2 separate regions of the Homo sapiens genome follow, and region 2 is linked to region 1. Evidence: chromatin loops called from intact Hi-C (ENCODE). Cell type or tissue: IMR-90. All regions are shown on one strand. Links, peaks and the distances in the headings refer to the core of each region. The heading gives the core; the rest is flanking DNA. Region 1 has its middle 27 kb from the start of LINC01936. Region 2 overlaps LCLAT1 (lysocardiolipin acyltransferase 1).

Evidence for each region. Hi-C counts contacts between places; a loop is a spot of excess contacts. Peaks named below come from ENCODE experiments on the same cell type or tissue, not always from the same donor. Only the 100,000 strongest peaks of a DNase experiment are listed, where the experiment ranks them.
Region 2: it touches region 1 in a loop (3-fold over the local background); 1 of 110 quality-filtered maps calls a loop at or near these places.

Annotation. Positions count from the first base shown.
Region 1 is chr2:30,372,661-30,375,480 of GRCh38, reverse strand. No RefSeq gene overlaps it. Among named protein-coding and RNA genes, the nearest start is that of LINC01936, 27 kb to the right of the region's middle. In IMR-90, for the core only: no CTCF peak of the experiment used is centred there; a DNase peak (open chromatin) is centred at 1,540; H3K27ac peaks cover 852 bases.
Region 2 is chr2:30,526,090-30,528,909 of GRCh38, reverse strand. The region is part of intron 2 of LCLAT1 (lysocardiolipin acyltransferase 1); the gene reads right to left. Among named protein-coding and RNA genes, the nearest start is that of LCLAT1, 80 kb to the right of the region's middle. In IMR-90, for the core only: no CTCF peak of the experiment used is centred there; a DNase peak (open chromatin) is centred at 1,309; H3K27ac peaks cover 245 bases.

The sequences.
Region 1 (2,820 bases), core at 220-2,719:
GTGGAAGTTGAGGGGCAGGAAGGAATCCAGGTTTCTGGCTTGGGAGACTGGGTGTGTAGCGATACATCAGCTAAGCTAAGGATCAGAGCTGAAGGAAAAGACGGCGAGTTAAGATTTAACATGTTGAGTTTGAAGGGTTTGGGGAAGCTGTTGCTAGAGGGCTCTGGAATGTGGGATTGACCGGCATCAGGAATATAGATTGTAAAGCCAGTGCAGTGGCTCACGCCTGCAATCCCAGTACTTTGGGAAGCCAAGGTGGGAGGATTGCTTGAGCTCAGGAGTTTAAGACCAGCCTGGGCAACATAGGAAGCCCCCATATCTACCAAAAAAAAAAAAAATTAGCCAAGCATGGTGGTGTGCACCTGCAGTCCCAGCTACTTGGGAGATTGAGGCAGGAGGATCGCTTGAGCCTGGGAGACAGAGGTTGCAATGAGCCAAGATTGTACCACTGCACTCCAGCCTGGGTGACAGAGTGAGACCCTGCTTCTTTCTTTATATATAATGGAATCACATACACTGAAGAAGGGTTAAAAACTACAAGGATAGCTGACAATTTCTCAGATGTGAGTACAGAGTGAGAAGAGGCCAGAATCAGGACCCTGGGATACACCTAGTAGAAAACAATGGAGATGCAGGGGAAAAGAGAAAAATGATCAGCAAGGCAGGTCATCAGGAGGCAGAAATAGTCAACAGGCAATCCCCATTCTATTGAGCAGTCAGGAGGTCCAGAAATTCTTTCCTGGCCCATAAAAGGATAGGCTGAGCCTACTAAGTGCTTCCATGTTGCCAGAACTCCTGGTCCTGGCAATGACCAATCTCCATTGTAATAATTGCCAGGCTAGGACTGTCTTCCCCACTAGGCTGGAGGCTCTGTGAGGACATCCCAGGCTAGTTGCTCTCACCATTGCTTCCCTGGTGCTCCACACAGTACCTGACATGCCATAGAGGCTCAGTGCTCTGGTAGATGAGTGCATACGTGAAAGAATGATTTAGTTAATTATTTTGGGGTGTGTTGGGGTGTGTGTGTGTGGTGTGTGTGGTGTGTATGTAAGGAGGATTTAGGGTATGAGTTACTGGAATTTGCACGGACAGGTAGCAGAGCTCTGTCAGCTGACAGTTCCCCTTGTCCCAGCTTTAACTTTTCTCCCTAGCTTGGGAAATGGCAAAGCTAGCAATACGTCTGTCCCTGTGCTGCTCCGAAGATACTGCGCGTCAACCTGTGGTGTCCCTTGTGGCAGCACGGGCAGCTTCATGCAGAACACGAAGGGGGCCGTTAGCCTGTTCTTTTTCCTGGCCCCACAGAAGTTTTGGACAGGCTGCCAGGGGCTGAGCCCGCGCAGCCCCAGTGCTGAGACAGAGAGAGGCTGTGACAGGAGGTTTTGGGGTGAGCTCACGCTGCCAAACCTGGAGTGGGGCCTCCAGCTCCCCTCTAGCACTATTTGTGTCTTCCTGCCTCCTCCCAAACCACTCATCCCAGCTGGGTCATAAAGAAGAGAACAATATAGCCACATATTTATAGTCTCTGTGAATCATTGGTGACTAATTTTTCCCATTTTGTCACCCCAAATAGTTTTCTCTTTAGGCTTCCAGTGAAGGCACAACACCAACCAATCATTTCCATGAAAATGTACATTTTTATTTTAAAAAATTCCTCTCTTAACACAAAACAGAATGTTCACAAATGCAAACATTTAACTGAACAATGACCAGCTTTCTTTCTTTAAAAGTGACATTTTTATCTGCACCCAGCTCAGGAGTGGCAGAGAACTTTCTCCACTGAATCTCTGGACTAGGAGGACATTCCGAGGCTCTGTGGTCTATCTTCTTCCACCCAGGGTAGATTTAAAAATGAAAAAATAAATAAAAAAATAAAAAAATTAAAAAATTTAAAAAAGGCCGTGTGCAGTAGCTCACACCTGTAATCCTAGCGCTTTGGGAGGCCAAGGTGGGTGGATCACCTGAGGTCAGGAGTTCAAGACCAACCTGGCCAATATGGTGAAACCCTGTCTCTACTAAAAATACAAAAATTAGCCAGGCTTGCTGGTGGGTGCCTGTAATCCTAGCTACTTGGAAGGCTAAGGCAAGAGAATCGCTTAAACCCGGGAGGCGGAGGCTGCAGTGAGCCGAGATCGCGCCACTGCACTCCAGCCTGGGCGACAGAGCAAGACTCTATCTAAAAAAAAAAAAAAAAAAAAAAAATTCCCAGGGTGAAAAGTATCACTGCTATTTTCCTATTTTCCACTGTGTTTGTTGGCTGGATCTCCTTAGCAAAGAAATGGTCTTTCAGCATTTTGGTTACATATCATTATGTTCCATTTAGTAAACTCAGCTTACAAAAAGGAGGCTGGGGCAGCCAGTTTCCAATGCCCCAGTGCCTGTGACATGTTCTCATTTAATACTAATTGCTCCCTGTAAAATTTGGCCTCTTGAATTTTGTTTTTCCATGATCAGCATTCTTTATGTCTCCAACCAAAAGGCTCCATCACTCATGCATAACTCAGATAATTTATTGCATTGCCTCTGAGGAATTTCTTTCTATGGCATGTTTCTAGAAAACTCATTCAACTCCCAAATAAAACAATGGAAGGATGGATGGGATGGGGTCAGGAGAAGGATCTGGAGAGATGTGGGGTAAAAGGAGAAAATATCTAAGGATGGTGTTTAATCAGAAAACAAGATTTTCAGTTAGCATTTCTAAATTGCTGAGAAGCTGGGTATGGTGGCTCACACCTGTAATCCCAGCACTTTGGGAGGCCAAGTCAGGCAGATCACGAGGTCAAGAGATTGAGACCATCCTGGCCAACATGGTGAAACCCTGTC
Region 2 (2,820 bases), core at 150-2,649, 150 kb before region 1:
TAGAATATCAATTTTTCTGTAACCTAGCTATAAGGAATTCAACATCTATACATTTCTTAACTAAAAAAACTTTCTCTGTCTGATATGCTGTAACTAGTAAACTAAACAGCTGAGTGACAGCAGTTTTCCAAATGTATACTAATTTTTTACTAGTACTGTGGTAGTTAAATCTTACCCATGTGTTAAACTGTCCAAACAGCTAATAAGACAAAAGTTAGGAATAGGTGAAATTATCTTTGAAAATCTCATAGGATGGTGCATCTCAAAAGATCACACTATCAGTAAGTCCAGCTCAGCCAATCTTCTCCCAAAATTGTACTATATTGATATTACCCTACCTGACCATCAGACAAAGTGATTGGTTTGTATATTGTTTAAAAATATCTATCTTTAAACACAAGAATCACACTCAGCAGAGAACCACTCATATTTCCTATTTCATCTCACATGAAGCAGAAAAAAATTCATTCTCTTCTCTGCCCACTCTTCCCTTACCTTAGTGCATGTAATTGAAACTGTACAAATACTGTAGGTGTATAATGTAATTCTGCAGTAATAGTAATGCTACTAGCAGTAATAATAGCAGAAATAGCTATTGCAGAATTTGTTTGGTAACTTGTCCTATAAATACCAGCATTTCTTCCAGATTAAGAATTTTAACTGTGCACATGGCTGCCCAGAAAAAAAAGACATTTCCCAGATTCTATTACAGCTTTTAGCTGCTCTTACCAATAGAGTAAGCAAAAGTGATATGTGCAACTTGCTATGTACTACACACGTGAGTCACTGGTATAGAAAGAAAGCATTTGCTCTGGACTTCCTCCAGAGTGGGGCAAAGAAGTGGCAGTGACCCAGTCTTGACCAAATACAAGAGGACATTATACCAGGCTGGAGGCCAAGCTAGGTGGATTAACAGGATAGAAGACATCTGAACCCTTTGATGACATCAGGGACCGTAGGGACCTTGCCAGCCTGGACCTGTAAGTCAATATAGTTCTACTGTATTGGAGCCACTATATTTTGAATTTTCTCCAAAACACCAGTTTAGCCTAAAATTAATATAAAAGCAAAACTAAAACTAAAACTAAAATTAATATAATACCAAATATTTACCGGGTACTTACCAAATGGCAAGCATTATACTAAAAAGGCTATATATTTATTACCTCATTTAGTCATTACAATGACTCTCTGATGTAAGTAGGTAGTATTAAGACTCCTTTTTATAGAGATGAAGAAACAAAAGCTTACAATGAGGCTAAGGAGCTTAGCCAAGTTCAAATGACTAGAAAGTGGGAAGGCCAATAGTGAAACCAAATATCTGTCTGCAATGTCTGTGAAAATAAGCACTCTGCTTATGCTCGCTCTCCAAAAATTAGAGTGACTGGACACTGTAAAGCATTACAACTGTAGTAATTTTTACCAATTCTCAGAACTCTCAAGGTTTTGGCAGAAAGATTCAACAAAAATGTGTGGTTCATAATTAAAGGATTATATACTATAGAAAACTGATGACATTTAGAAAATGGAGTACAGTAACAATACATGACTGTTACAAAAAATCTTTTACCTCTGAATGTTTGCTTTACAATCAGATATACAATTCTGAATCCAGAATAGATCTCAAAGATCATTTACTCCAATTTCTTTATTTTACAGATGATGAAACAAACACTAAAAATAGTTACATAAATGACATGAAAACAGTCAAATGTTTCAATAGGAAATGTCTCTGATTTTATGATGACAGCAAAATTACTTAACATACAGTTTGTAGATGACGTTTTAGAAGTATCTACTTGTGATGATTAATATTACATAAACTGAACAGTATTCTTATTTTACTTAATATATGTATATAGAGAAATACCCACCTTGTAAATAGAGAGTGATAGTGGTTAAGCAGCAACAAAAAATGAGTATTTTATGGCAAATGGTATGTTTAGGGTTGCAATGAAACACTGGGCTTCATATCTTTAAAGCTAATTTAAAAATGTAACTCTAAAAATTAATAGTCTTAGAAGTCAACTTCTGTCCTCTAAAAAAAGAAAAAGACTTTTAGTCACATGAAAGCCAGAAAAGAAATTAGTCAAGCTCTGTAAATCTACAATTAGGATAAGATATTTTAGGTAGAGGACTATTATCTCCTCAAGGACAGAGATCATATCTGTCCTGTTCATCACTGCATCCTAGCAAAATGCTAGGTACGTGGTAGACAATAAAAAATTGCTGGATGAACATTAAGAGATCCTGCCAACTACTCTTGCAATCCAATCACAAAACAAAGCATACTTATATTAAAAAAGCAAGAAGAAATTTTGCCTAAAAGACTGGCCCTGACAGAGTAAAAGGTACTAGACATCATCCAGCTGACTTAAAGGAAAATATGGCTATAATTAATAAATAGATGAGAAATCTCAAGAAAGTAACAGAACCAATAAAGAACCCAAAATAAATTCCAGAACTTACAGTATTTTAAATAAAAATTCACTAGATGAACAAAACAGCAGATTAAAGATGATAGAAGAAAGGGTCATTGAGCTTGAAAACAGATAAACAGAAATCATTCAATATGAAAAATACAGGGAAAAAATACAGGGGAAGAAAAAAGGAAGAGAGCCTTTGTGACATACGTGACAAGACAATCAATCTAACATACATATAATTGTAGTCCCAAAATGAGGAGAGAGAGAATAAGGCAGAAAAAAATGTGAAAAAAATAACAGTCTAAAATTTCCCAGTTAAAAAAATATAAAAACCAACCAACCTATCTATCTAAGAAGCCCAATGGAACACAGCAAAATACATGCAGCCCTCCAC